Regions from separate parts of the Homo sapiens genome. Here all the other regions are linked to region 3. A link is a loop called in an ENCODE intact Hi-C map of the cell type or tissue named here. Cell type or tissue: B cell. All regions are shown on one strand.

Region 1 (4,000 bases), 64 kb after region 3:
GCTGCCTCTTATTCCACCAGGCTCTGGCTTCCTGCATGGGCCATTCCACTTCCGTCTCCCATCAGGGGGCAGGACTCGGGGAAGAAACTTGGGCATAAAGAATGTGTAAATTACACCTTAATAAAGCTGTTAAGAAAAAATAAGCACCCCGATTAATGGACTGTGTCACCATCAGATGAATATTCTAAGTGATTTTTAAAAATAGCTCTTTCACGAGAGTGTTTTGGTTTGGGGTGTGTATTCTTGGATTGTTTTTATTATTTTTCTGCATAGCCTTGATAGGAAAATGTAGAACTCTGTTATCATAATACATGCAGTATTTAGATTGGATACACTTCTTGCTCCCCTTGCATTGATTTCCTACTTTTCTCCTTTGCCTTTTCCCGGTACTTAAGCATTAAGTCGCGGGCATTTTCCCAGTGTAATTGTTGATTAAGTGCTGCATATCCCGTGATGATTATGAGAAGATTACTGTATTCAGCTTTTAATCTTGTGAGTGTCAAATATTTTACTTTAGTGGTATCGTTATTATTATTATTATTCATAGCTCTTTCTGTTTGAGTAATGCAATCAGGCAAAATAAAGGTAATGCCACAAATTCAGCATTTTTATAGTAATTCTTTGTCTCAGAATGGAAAGTGCCACCTTCAGGCCATTCTCAAATACTGATGGAGATTTATACAGATAGGAATCAGAATATTTTAGGCTTCTTTTGGTTGCAAGTAACAGAAAGCAACAAGTTTAGGAAGAAATGCATATATATATATATGAGGGCAGGGAATCTATTGGAGGAAGTACTGTGGGTCTCTCAGGACCCCAAGGCCAAGCATGTATAATAGCTGGCGGTCATCAAGACTGGAACCTGGAAGGCTGCCAGGAACGCGGGCACCACTCGTACCTTCTCTCTGTCACTTTCTGTGTTCTCTTTGTTTTCTCTAATGCCATGTGCAGGATGATCAGTGGTCACCTTGTGGCATTCAAGCCAAATATCCTCCATGGAAGAGAATAGCTCAGGTGGCCTGGCTGTCTTTCAGTTCCAGTGCCCACTTCCCAGGAGCAACAGAAGTTCTGTGAATGGAGTCACTGAAAGCATGTGACCTACCTGGTCCTGACGCCTTGTCCGGGGGAGCAGCAGCATGGAGAAAAAACGTGGTAGCCAGGGGCTTTCTCCATGGGTGGGGAGAGGCAGAGCTCCGAGGGGAAGAGGCCCCCCATTGCGAGTGGGATAGACACCCCAAACAGAGCCCCATTTTCTGTTTTCTTGAGAGAGACAGAGACTCCAGATTCTTATCTAGCCTCCAGTGGCAACTTCTCATGCTTCTCCAGGGTTCCACGTGCTGTATCCCAGAGCCTTGACACTGAGGGCAGGAGCGTGGGATTCTGAAGAGAATCCCAAAAAACTATTTATAATCAACTGTCTGTTGCCTAGTGGGAGAAAAGGAATCATTGGTATGAACAACTCCAGTTACTGTTTCCACAGAACCAGCAGGCTTTCTGGTTCTTTCCTGAGGCACTCCGCTTTACATAGGAGGAAACTGAGATTGGAAGGTAAGTGTATCACCTGATGTCACACAGCCAGAAAGGAGGAAGCTGGGTCACTGATGCTGGCTGAGCCCAAAATGCAGAACCCACGTGTGTCTGTCTCATTCAGCCACCATGGTGGCTTTGGGTTGAATTTTCACAAGCTCACGGTGGCCACCTCATGAGCATGCACAGAGAGCAGTAGATAGTTAATAGGGAAGTGGCTGAGTAGAAGTTGGCCTGAAATGGAAAATTTGCTGGGAATAATTTACAGGCCAAGTAATATTTGTGAACATTCGTGTGAACTTAAGCTTGGCATGAGCTATCTATACAGAAATCTAAAATCGGTCTAAACGTTTGGGTTGCACTTGGAGCCATAGGCCATCGAAGAGCAATGCCGTTGTGTCACTTTGGTTAGGGAGTGTCTGGCTCAGCCACTACATGTCACTCAGAGGATGCCAGTGTCAGTGATATGGGGGGTAGCGCTAATTGGAAAATGGAGGCTTGTCAGAGTCACTGCTAACTAATAAAATCACTGGGAAGTGGGTGCAGTTTTTCCAAGAGTGATTATTGTGGGTGGCAAGTATTGAGTGAGGCGTAGAGGGAATAAAATCAAACTGTCTATACACATGCTGCTGCAGTGGAAAGAACCCTGGGCTGGGAGTCCTGGGAGCCAGGCCCGGCCCTACCCCTGGGCCATTCGTGGGACCCCAGGCAGGTTACTGCTCCACTCAGGCCCTTTCTCCTTTTCTTTTTAGTATGTTGTTTAAAAAAATAGTAATAAAAAACATTATACCAAAAGATATATAGTGAAAAGTACGGCATTCTCTTGTCAAGGAAGTACAGCTTCCTAACCTCCTCCCCGGAGGTAACCACGATGACCAGTTTCCTCTGTATCATTTGACAGCTGATGCCTTTACACAGCCCTGGATGTGTGTGGATGTTTACACAGATGGGCACAGGCCATGTGCATTATCCTGACTTTTTTTTATCATGTAGCTTTCTCTGTATCAGTGCATACAGATTTATTCATCCTTGTTATTGATGTCAGAGTATTTCACTGTATGGTTGTACCAGATGTATTCAAGCCACCACTGGTAGTGGGCATTATACAAACAGTGTTGCAGTGAATACTCCTGCATGTATCTTTGCACACATGTCTTCACTATTGGTTAAAAGTGATATTCTGTTGTTATTTATTTCCTTAACTGGAAAGGAAGTCCATTTGTATTTCTTTTTCTGTGTAGTTTCTGTTCATGCCCCATGCTCATTTTTTTTTTTTCCTATTGAATTGCTTTTTCTTGTTACATCATATTTTCCAAAGAGATAATGATCCAAGTGCTGGTCAGTTCTGGGGAAAGTGATCTGATTGGAGGTTTGCTGAGACCCATCGTGTGTCCATCGAGAAGTCTGGGTACCCAGTAAAAGGCCCTTCTCCATGTTTTTGAGGTGTGGCCATGGCAAGTTTTCAGCAAGGCTCATTCTGTACTTATCTTTTTGATACTTAGTAAAGGGATGTGTCTGCTCCACACAGAGTGGAGCTTTGACCAGTCACTGCTGGATGAACAAGAGGGAGAGCATGGCCTTGTGGGACAAGATTGTCTTTACAACCACTGGTCTTCCAGACATAAACTTGGGTGCAGACCCTCTTGGCTCCAGAATTCATGGGTCATGTGACCTTCTCTGGGTCTCAGTCTCCTCATTTAGAAAATAGGATCATAAGACTGGTGTTGCAAGGTGGTTGTGAGCAATAGAAGAACCATATATTTAAAGTAGCTAGCACATGATTGGTTTTCAATAATTGGTAGCTTCTAATATTAGTATCATTGATATGACTGTTATTATCATCACCATAAATAAAACGATTGACAGTAGAGGCATGGGCTAAGACTGAACAATTGGTTAATGCGGCAACCATGTTATATTGGACTTTGACTTCAGGAACCCGCTCCAAAGGATGCAATTTGGTGTGCAGGCCATCTGCATCTTTGCAATAAAAGCTTCTTTGCACCTATGTCTATTTCATTTGCCTTGTGACTCTATAATTTTCTTTCAGGCCTTGCACCTCTGTTGCTAGACATAGTACATAAATCCCATGCAGTTTCCTGGCCTTGAAAAGGGAGAGTGACTTGAAAGTACTCTACTTGAATTCTAAATGGGAAAGATGTAAAAACCGCTCCTCCCCCCTCCAAGAAATCTGAGGGACAGAAAATAGATCTTTCTCTCTGGATCTCTTAAACCCCGCTTACGAAATTAACAAAGGAAGATGGATGGCTGAAATAAGACTTCCAAAGAAGAGATGGGAACCTCCTAATTGATTCCCACAAAACTGCTGGTTATTTACAACTAGGAAAATTGCCTGCTTGGAGATACCAATTCAGCTCTTGTGGTTCCGCTGGCTTGACAGGAAACACTCTCTGCTCCTTGCTGAAAAAGCTCTGAGGGAAGAGGGGGGCGGAGTGAATTACATCTAACTGTT
Region 2 (4,000 bases), 60 kb before region 3:
GCAGTTTTCCCTGGCACCCCTGTCCTCTCCCTGGCAACCTCGGGCATATCCTCTGGTTCCCGGGTGCTTTGTCCATATCTTACCCAGCGCTGACAAGAACGCTGGAGGAATCGATAACACTGACAATGTTATTTGGTCCCTGCAGCTTCTCACATGTGGGTCGGAGATGGTTTCGGATTTATCTTTGGAGCCGGGTGCCGCCACATCAGGGTGCAGTCGGTGTTAGACACCCTTTGTTGAAAGGGATCTGCTTCATGGTTGGAGTGAGTGCTTGTTCTAGAATTGAGAGGCACTGTAGAGGCAGTGTCTCCTTAAAAGTGGATGTGTTGGTTGGCCGGATGCTGTGGCTAAAAGCCAGGCTCACAACCCAGGAACTCCCAGGAAAGTTCCCTGTTGAAAATTAGGGAAGATGGGTGACTGGTGATCTCGTGGCCAATGGCCACTCCGCAAGAACAAACACCAAACAACCCAGTGTCTGTGTTTCACTGAGAGAGAAGGGCTCATGATTATTTATTAAAATAAAAAAATCATAACTGAAGCTCTCTGGCTTAGTACACACACCCTGTCACTGTTACCTGGCCAGGTACTTTGAACAACTTCCAGTTATGGAAATATGGTGATCAAATTATGTGCCAATTTGATAAGATCACATTGGAACATTTAAAAATAGATGAGTAACTACGGACAACCAGAAGATAAAGTGGCAGTAGGTGGGCCAGTTGTAATCCAACCAAGGGCATCCATGTGTCAGGCCCACGTTACCTTTATTGCCGTCCATAAAACCTGACTCGTTTGTTACTGTGTGCAGCATGGAAATCACCTTAAAGAAAGTGGAGGTACTGGAAGGAGTGCGCGCCCAGTTGCAGCCTGAAGTCAGAGCTGGCTGTCAGCTGCCCCCTCCACTTCATTCAATATGCTTAGAAATTCTTTTACTAGGCCTTGAGCTTTAAAAATGAATATTTATGTATTTAAACACATTATTTATGTAAATGCAATGAGTGGTGAATTTTATTTCCCCTCATCCCTACTAGCACTGTCAGCTTGCCTTTCAAACTTTTTTTTAAAAAAGGCACGAAGAGGGCAATTTAATGTATGTCTTTTACTTTACCATTTATCCTCTTTGTAATTTGCTTATGCAATTTCGACTTTAAGATTGTGGGTGTGATACAAACAACTGTTAGAAAAAAAGAGGAACATGCCCACGTTCCAGACAAGTTTACCACATCATTGTACATTCCTGTTTCCTATCAGGAGACAAAACTTTTCAAATGTGCATGTTTTTTTCTATAATAAAGTTTTTTTTTTTTTCTTTTTTTGAGACGGAGTCTCGCTCTGTCGCCCAGGCTGGAGTGCAGTGGTGCAATCTCGGCTCACTGCAAACTCCGCCTCCCGGGTTCATGCCATTCTCCTGCCTCAGCCTCCCGAGTAGCTGGGACTACAGGCATCCGCCACCACACCAGGCTAATTTTTTTGTATTTTTCAGTAGAGACGGGGTTTCACCATGTTAGCCAGGATGGTCTCAATCTCCTGACCTCGTGATCCACCCGCCTCGGCCTCCCAAAGTGCTGGGATTACAGTCGTGAGCCACTGGGCTCGGCCTATAATAAAGTTATTACAGAATAACTTTATGTTAGTTATTCTAGTTACTTTATGTTTCTCTGTAATAATTATTTAACTTTCATGTTAAATTTTAAAATCTCTCCATGTGTACTTTGTGTGTACGTGAGAGTTTATGGCTTCATGCCACATAATATATTGAGTTCATTTGAGTAATAGTTTGACTCTTTGAAGTGGCATAGCATGGCAGCTATTAGAAGTATATAAAACGATCCGCTTTTTAGCTTCCTGTGTGTTTTGCATGTGTTTGAAGTTTTTTTAAATGCTTCTGTGCCTCTACCCTTTTTAGTCAGCCTATGTCATGCGATGAGGTTTCAGATGGAGAAGAAGAGTTAAACCCTTATTTGCTAAAGGCCCTCCCAAGACAGAGTGGTAAAACTAATTTGGGAGGATCCTAAGATTTAGTTGGATAAAACCGATTTAGCTAGATAGTGATTTTAAAGATGCCACCTCTTTGGCCTTCTGACTTGGAGTATGAGGGGTGTGTTTCTGTTTCCTTTTCTTTATTAGAACTTAGCAGTGTAGAGTTTGACAGTATTTCAAAGTCAATATAATTTGGATGTTTTCATGATCATTTTATGATTGATCGTTGTTAGCGTGCTAGCTCTTGACTGCTTTTGGCACTTGGGAAACAATAGTGTAGAGAGTACAAAAAAATAACTATTTTCAACCCAAACAAATACTGAGTAGATCTGTCAGCCTCGGGAGGTGACACACTGCAGATGTGTGCTTCCTGTAGCCTCCCCCCTGTGAAAATGACATTGACGTGTGGTGGGGAGAAGGAGGAAGAAGCAGGGCTCTCTCAAAATAGTGAGTAACGGAACAGAGATTCCTGCAAAGCGGAAGCTCGGGGAAATTCTGCGTTTCTTTTGTAATTCCCGCCCCCACACAACTCTGTCACAGCAGGCTTTTCCTAGAGATTAATTTGGTTTTAGGCAAATCATGGGATTATTTTGGTTTTATTTAGGTGTTGATGCAAGCAGATTATTGATTTTTCCTGCGTCCATTCAAACACGCATAAGCACACACACATACCGTCCAGCTTCTCTACTACAGAAGAAGCATTTACAAGAGTCCTTACAATTCTACCCATGGGCCTAAAAGAATTCCTTCTCCACCTGTTCCACATGCGTTCCCTTGCAGATGGAGGGGCGTTCTGAGGTATATGAGGTGGATTTCTGAAAGACCTGTGGGGCATTAAAATCATCACAGAGCTCAGGTGTCTGAATATCACATAAGTGACACACTAATAGTGATTTCCGTCTTTATAGCTTTTAGAACACATCTGTAAAATAATAGCAAGACAGGTGCAAGAGTGGAAGCCTTTTCATATCTGATATTTAGAGGACATGTCGGTGAGTTTGAAATATTCTGTGGCTGGGATTATCAGGGACTCTGTATCCAGCTCCTGATGCCAAGAACCTGGTGCTGTCTGCAGGGCGCCAGAGCCTCTCCTCCCTGCCTGTTGGTGCTGATCCCAGGAACTAGGGCTACACTGAGGCTCATGGGGCCAGGATCTTGAGAAAGAAATGATAACTTCTCTTTTCCATCTTTCCTTCTGAAAAAAAACAAAAACAAAAACAAAAACAAAAACAAAACAAAAAAACAAACAAAAAGAAACTATTAGAGAGCAAGGTTGGACATAAAACTGAAACTTTCTCTCAGTTATTACAGCAATCTTTTTTTTTTCTTTTTTAATCTAAACTGCTGGAGTAATTGTCGATCTTGTTATGGGAATAGACAATAAGGTATCTAGAAAAAAATTCTTTGTAATCAGTTTTGTTCTTTTTGCCTCTCTTCTTCCCTCTTTTATGTACTTGGCTGGTTTTCTTTTTAAATTTTTGAAGTGTAAACATTTCCCCAATGTCGTTAGACTGTAAATGATAGAATTTTAGAAAATGAAGGGCCTTCAGGAATCAGTCACTTGCTAAACATTTTGATATGGAAGAATATATATATATATTATATATATATATATATATATATATATATATATATATATATTTTACAGACAGGGTCTTGCTCAGTTACCCAGGCTGGAGTACAGTGGCTCGATCATAGCTCACTGCAGCCTTGACCTCCTAGGCTCAAGCAGTCCTCCCATCTCAGCCTCCCAAAAGTCCTGTGACCAGGCATGAGCCACTGCACCTGGCCTTCCTTCCTTACATATTTTGAAGCAGAGGCTGTAAGTTCATGGTGAATAACTTGGCTCTGTTCTGTTTGTTCTTCTGCTAGTACCACCTAACTTCTACTGTGACGTCCCTTGACAGAGAGGAGAATTAAGTGGATTAACTGCCTTTCCCATGCTGAGTATGGTGTTAGGTATATTGTATACGTCATCATCCCATTTAAGCCCAAAATGACTTTTGGAGAAGATGGTATT
Region 3 (4,000 bases):
AAAAACATTTTGAATTTGTGTGTGGAGGTGGAGAGAGGATTGGGTTAGTGAAATCAGAAAGCTTCCAAGTAATGATTATTACATTTAATAATAATTAGATTAGCGTTCCACAGGGACTGTTTTCTGGAAATTTTGGTAGGACAGTCACTGAGTAACACACACACTCAGAGCAACCTAGGTTTCAGGCCATTGGGTGGGACATGGCCTATTTGCTTTGTTTTGGTCGCGTTTAAAGTTAATCCAAAATCAATTTCTTTTTCAAGATTAAAATGTCACTACTCTGTCTTCCACTTCAGGCTTCTGCAAACTTTTTCTATGAAGGGTCATGTAGTAACTGTTTAGCACAAAATAGACGTACACATAAACAAGTGAGTGTGTTGTGTCCCAATAAAATGTTATTTATGGCATTGAAGTTTGAATTTCATATAATTTTCACTTGTCAAGAAATAATATTCTTCTTTTGATTCTTTTTTCCCTGACCATTACCAAATGTCAAAGCCATACTTAGCTTCCAGCTAGTACAGTTTGGTTCATAATTTGCCAACCCCCGTCCTAGTTCTGACTTTGTAGTCAGAATTTTGTCTTTTGGGGAGAAAACTCCACTTTGCATATGAAGGAGAACCAAAATGGGCCGGGCGCGGTGGCTCACGCCTGTAATCCCAGCACTTTGGAAGGCTGAGGCGGGCGGATCACGAGTTCAGGAGATTGAGACCATGCTGGCTAACACAGTGAAACCCCGTCTCTACTAAAAATACAAAAAAATTAGCCGGGCGTGGTGGTGGGCGCCTGTAGTCCCAGCTACTCAGAGGCTGAGGCAGGAGAATAGCGTGAACCCAGGAGGCGGAGCTTGCAGTGAACCGAGATGGTGCCACTGTACTCCAGCCTGGGCAACAGAGCAAGACTCCGTCTCTCCGTCTCAAAAAAAAAAAAGAGAACCAAAGTGTGTGTGTGTGTGTGTGTGCATGCGTCTGTGTGTCTGTGAGTGTGTGTGTGTGTGTTGAGCTTTTCTGTTTCTTCAGCTCCCCTCTTGGGGATGAAGCAGGGTCTCTAGACATTAGAACTCCGGTTGTTGGAGCCTGCCACCAGCAGTTTAGTGCTGATGGCAAGGAGGCTCGCCTCAGGGACTGAAAAACTCTTCTCCACACAGAGAATTCTAAATGACTCTTGAAATAGAGGGAATTGAGAATGCAGACAAAGGCAGAAACTTGAGAGGAAAGCTGCTGAGCATTATATGCACATAGCTCTGTAAGGGTTGTGAAAATGGTGGTGGTGTTCTCATAATTTCTTTGCAAATATATATGTATTTTAAAAGGCTTAGGTCTCTCAGCTGCTTCTTTTCATCCTTATTCTTAGAGAAGTAGGCAAAAGACATGCTTCCACAAATTATAAACACCTGGTTTTGTTTAGTATCCTATTGAGGGAAATTAGGAAAGTTGCAGAAACATTCAGTTTTCCTAAATTGTTTTACAAAACCTGTGACAATGCACTGCAGACATATGCATTGTATTTAGTTAGATCCGTTTAATAAGAATCATTCTTATCAGGGCACCTCCCAAATCCTTCATAAATATAAGGCTTTTAAATATTTGTCTCCTTTTATAATTAGTCTAGATTTAGCAGTGGGTCTTCCTGATTTGGGAGGAAGCATGCTTCATGGTTGCCTGGCAACAGCTAATCGTGGTATTAGGGGCCAACAAAACAGTTGGCAGAAACTGTAAATTCTTTTGTCTTGTTAACAAAAAATGATAGTTAAAGATACAGCAGTATGTTAAGTCTGTTCTGTTGTTCAAACATATAACTTACGTGATAAATTCCTATGCTAATATAACCTCAGTGTGCTGCTCAAATTTATAGCTTGTTTAGAGAACCTGCTCACTTCGTACTTGGGTCACATGTCATCTGCTCATGGTACTGAAACTCATCGGGTAGGACAGTGATGTCATAGAGGCGTCCTTTTCTCAAGGGCTCTTAAGATGAATCTGAGGTTTTTGTTGAACGATGGGTTCTGAAACATATGTGAAGCTCCAGCATAAACGTCTGAAGTCAGGATTCTGGTTCTTAAGCAGGAGCCGCGAGTTCACCATCGATGACCTCAGTTCCCATCTCCTAGTGGCCCTCAGTGGGTACAGACACCAGCACCCGGCCTGTGTGATCCGTCCTGGTGCTGGCCAGGCCTTCCTCTCGTCCCCTCCAGATCAGCCGGGCTCAGCGTAAGTTTTCTAGGACAACTTCGTAAAATGAATTCTCATTTCATAAGCAAATATAGTGTGAGTCATGCTTTGGCCACATAGAATTAAGAAGGAAGAAAAAACACTATTTATTTGGTTGGTACTTTTTTTTTTTTTTTTTTTAAGAAACTACACTGTATTCCAGATTTGTCCGCAGATCACTGTCAGCTTCCTCTCCTCTGGGTATATGTTTTTAAAGGACGTTGTCTATTATGGGTCAGGGTCCCCCGCTCCACCAGGCACTTCGGTGTGTATTTTCTCACTTAACTCCCAGCTCTGTGCAGAAGGTCTGGGAGACACCAGTGCTTAAGCCAAGTTTTATGGGGGCCAGACGAGGAGCAGCCGGGTTGAATGCCCAGGTTTTCTCTGGTTTCCAAGCCCATACTCTGCTTTATCCTTAGTTTTGGGCCCAGTTTTCAGAACACATCCAGAATCATCCATTTGCCCAGCAAACCAACATAAGGTATCAAATGAATGGCCAAGATGTTGAATGTATTTCATCCTTTGTTTCCTTGATTTCTAAAAAAACAGCCCTTAGATATTTTTAACAGAATTTTTAAAAAGCACCCCCTGTTGTCTAAGTTCTCTTTTCTATATGATCTTTGCCGCCTCTCCTGCCCCCACCTCCACCATAGTCAGAAATCTCACATCTCAACAAACATCTCTCTCCTGTCTTCACCGCGGTTCTGCTCACAGCCACTTTCCCCTTCAAACTGGACATTTTGGATTTTCCCTGCTAACCTTACCGCCCCTTCCCGCCCCTTCCCGGGCTCCAGCTCAGCAGGAAGAAATGTCGTCAGCAGAGGCTGCAAACCCAAGCCTGTCCCTTTTCAGTGGTATTTTTACTACGAGCTGAACTACTTCAGCATCATGTAAACACGCTGGAGTGTGTTCACAGCTGCCTCTCTTTTAAAGTTGAACCAGCTCAGAACTAAAAGGGGAACTGCTTTCAGGTTCTGTTCAAGTTTGCATGTGACAGCATCAAAGCTATTTTTAGCAGAGTGATCACCGGCAAGAAGCTGGAAACGGCTGCCTTCAACTATCAACAGTGGAAAGAAAGGATCATTTATGGACTGCTGCAGCTCTTGAGTCCATTTATATGGGAGACACAGGGGTGTGTAAATCTCTTCTTCAAAGTTACAAGGCGTCTTGTCCCCCATCACCTTTGCAGAGACAGGGCAGTGTTAATTTAGTGCTTGGTTGCCTGGGCTCCAAGTTAAAGTAGATACACTGATAATAGTGAATTATAGGACTGTCCTCAATGTCTGTTCTGAGAAGAAGGCGATGTATAGATGCTCAGAAACATCCATTAAACTTTTGAAGTGTTTGTATTGTTTCTTCAGTTTTCCTTTTCTTTTCTGTAGATCACCAAACTCAAGAGACAGCAGGAAACGGGAGGTAGTTATGTAAGCATCATGGCAATGAAGAGAGCATGAGTCACTTACTAGCCATGCGACCCTCATTAAGTGACTTTTCCTTTCTGAATTAAGTGTTCTTAGCTGCAAAATGAGGATCATAATACCAGCCCTATATACTTTATAGGGCTAGTTTTTTTTTTGTTTTTTTTTTTTAGCAGATGTTTATTGAACACCTACTCCATGCCAGCTCCTGGGGACATGAGCTGAATCAGATCGTCAGTGTCTTCAGAGAGCTCACAGTCTAGCTCCATAAATAACTAACTTATAATACCCTGTGTTTCATGGAAAGGAGACAGCATAAGACAGATAGGATCTGCTCTCAGCATGGAGGGAGGCAGGAAGAAGACAGGAGGA

What was found. Peaks named below come from ENCODE experiments on the same cell type or tissue, not always from the same donor. Only the 100,000 strongest peaks of a DNase experiment are listed, where the experiment ranks them.
Region 1: it touches region 3 in a loop (2.0-fold over the local background); 8 of 110 quality-filtered maps call a loop at or near these places.
Region 2: a loop joins it to region 3, with 6 times the contacts of the local background. A loop is called at or near these places in 10 of 110 quality-filtered maps.

What each region holds. Positions count from the first base shown.
Region 1 is chr14:89,239,083-89,243,082 of GRCh38, reverse strand. The region is part of intron 4 of FOXN3 (forkhead box N3); the gene reads left to right. Among named protein-coding and RNA genes, the nearest start is that of FOXN3-AS3, 110 kb to the left of the region's middle. In B cell, no CTCF peak of the experiment used is centred here; a DNase peak (open chromatin) is centred at 1,602.
Region 2 is chr14:89,363,569-89,367,568 of GRCh38, reverse strand. All of the region lies in intron 2 of FOXN3 (forkhead box N3), which reads left to right. It overlaps FOXN3-AS3 (FOXN3 antisense RNA 3), which reads right to left. Exons shown (of 2, transcript NR_188029.1): 2 at 2,561-3,175. Among named protein-coding and RNA genes, the nearest start is that of FOXN3-AS3, 15 kb to the right of the region's middle. RefSeq lists an enhancer at 2,055-2,104. In B cell, no CTCF peak of the experiment used is centred here; DNase peaks (open chromatin) are centred at 1,163 and 2,388; H3K4me3 peaks cover 1,693 bases; H3K27ac peaks cover 3,707 bases.
Region 3 is chr14:89,303,296-89,307,295 of GRCh38, reverse strand. All of the region lies in intron 3 of FOXN3 (forkhead box N3), which reads left to right. Among named protein-coding and RNA genes, the nearest start is that of FOXN3-AS3, 45 kb to the left of the region's middle. RefSeq lists enhancers at 1,938-2,207, 3,121-3,320, 3,421-3,480, 3,511-3,580. In B cell, no CTCF peak of the experiment used is centred here; DNase peaks (open chromatin) are centred at 1,105, 1,825 and 3,155; H3K4me3 peaks cover 1,931 bases; H3K27ac peaks cover 4,000 bases.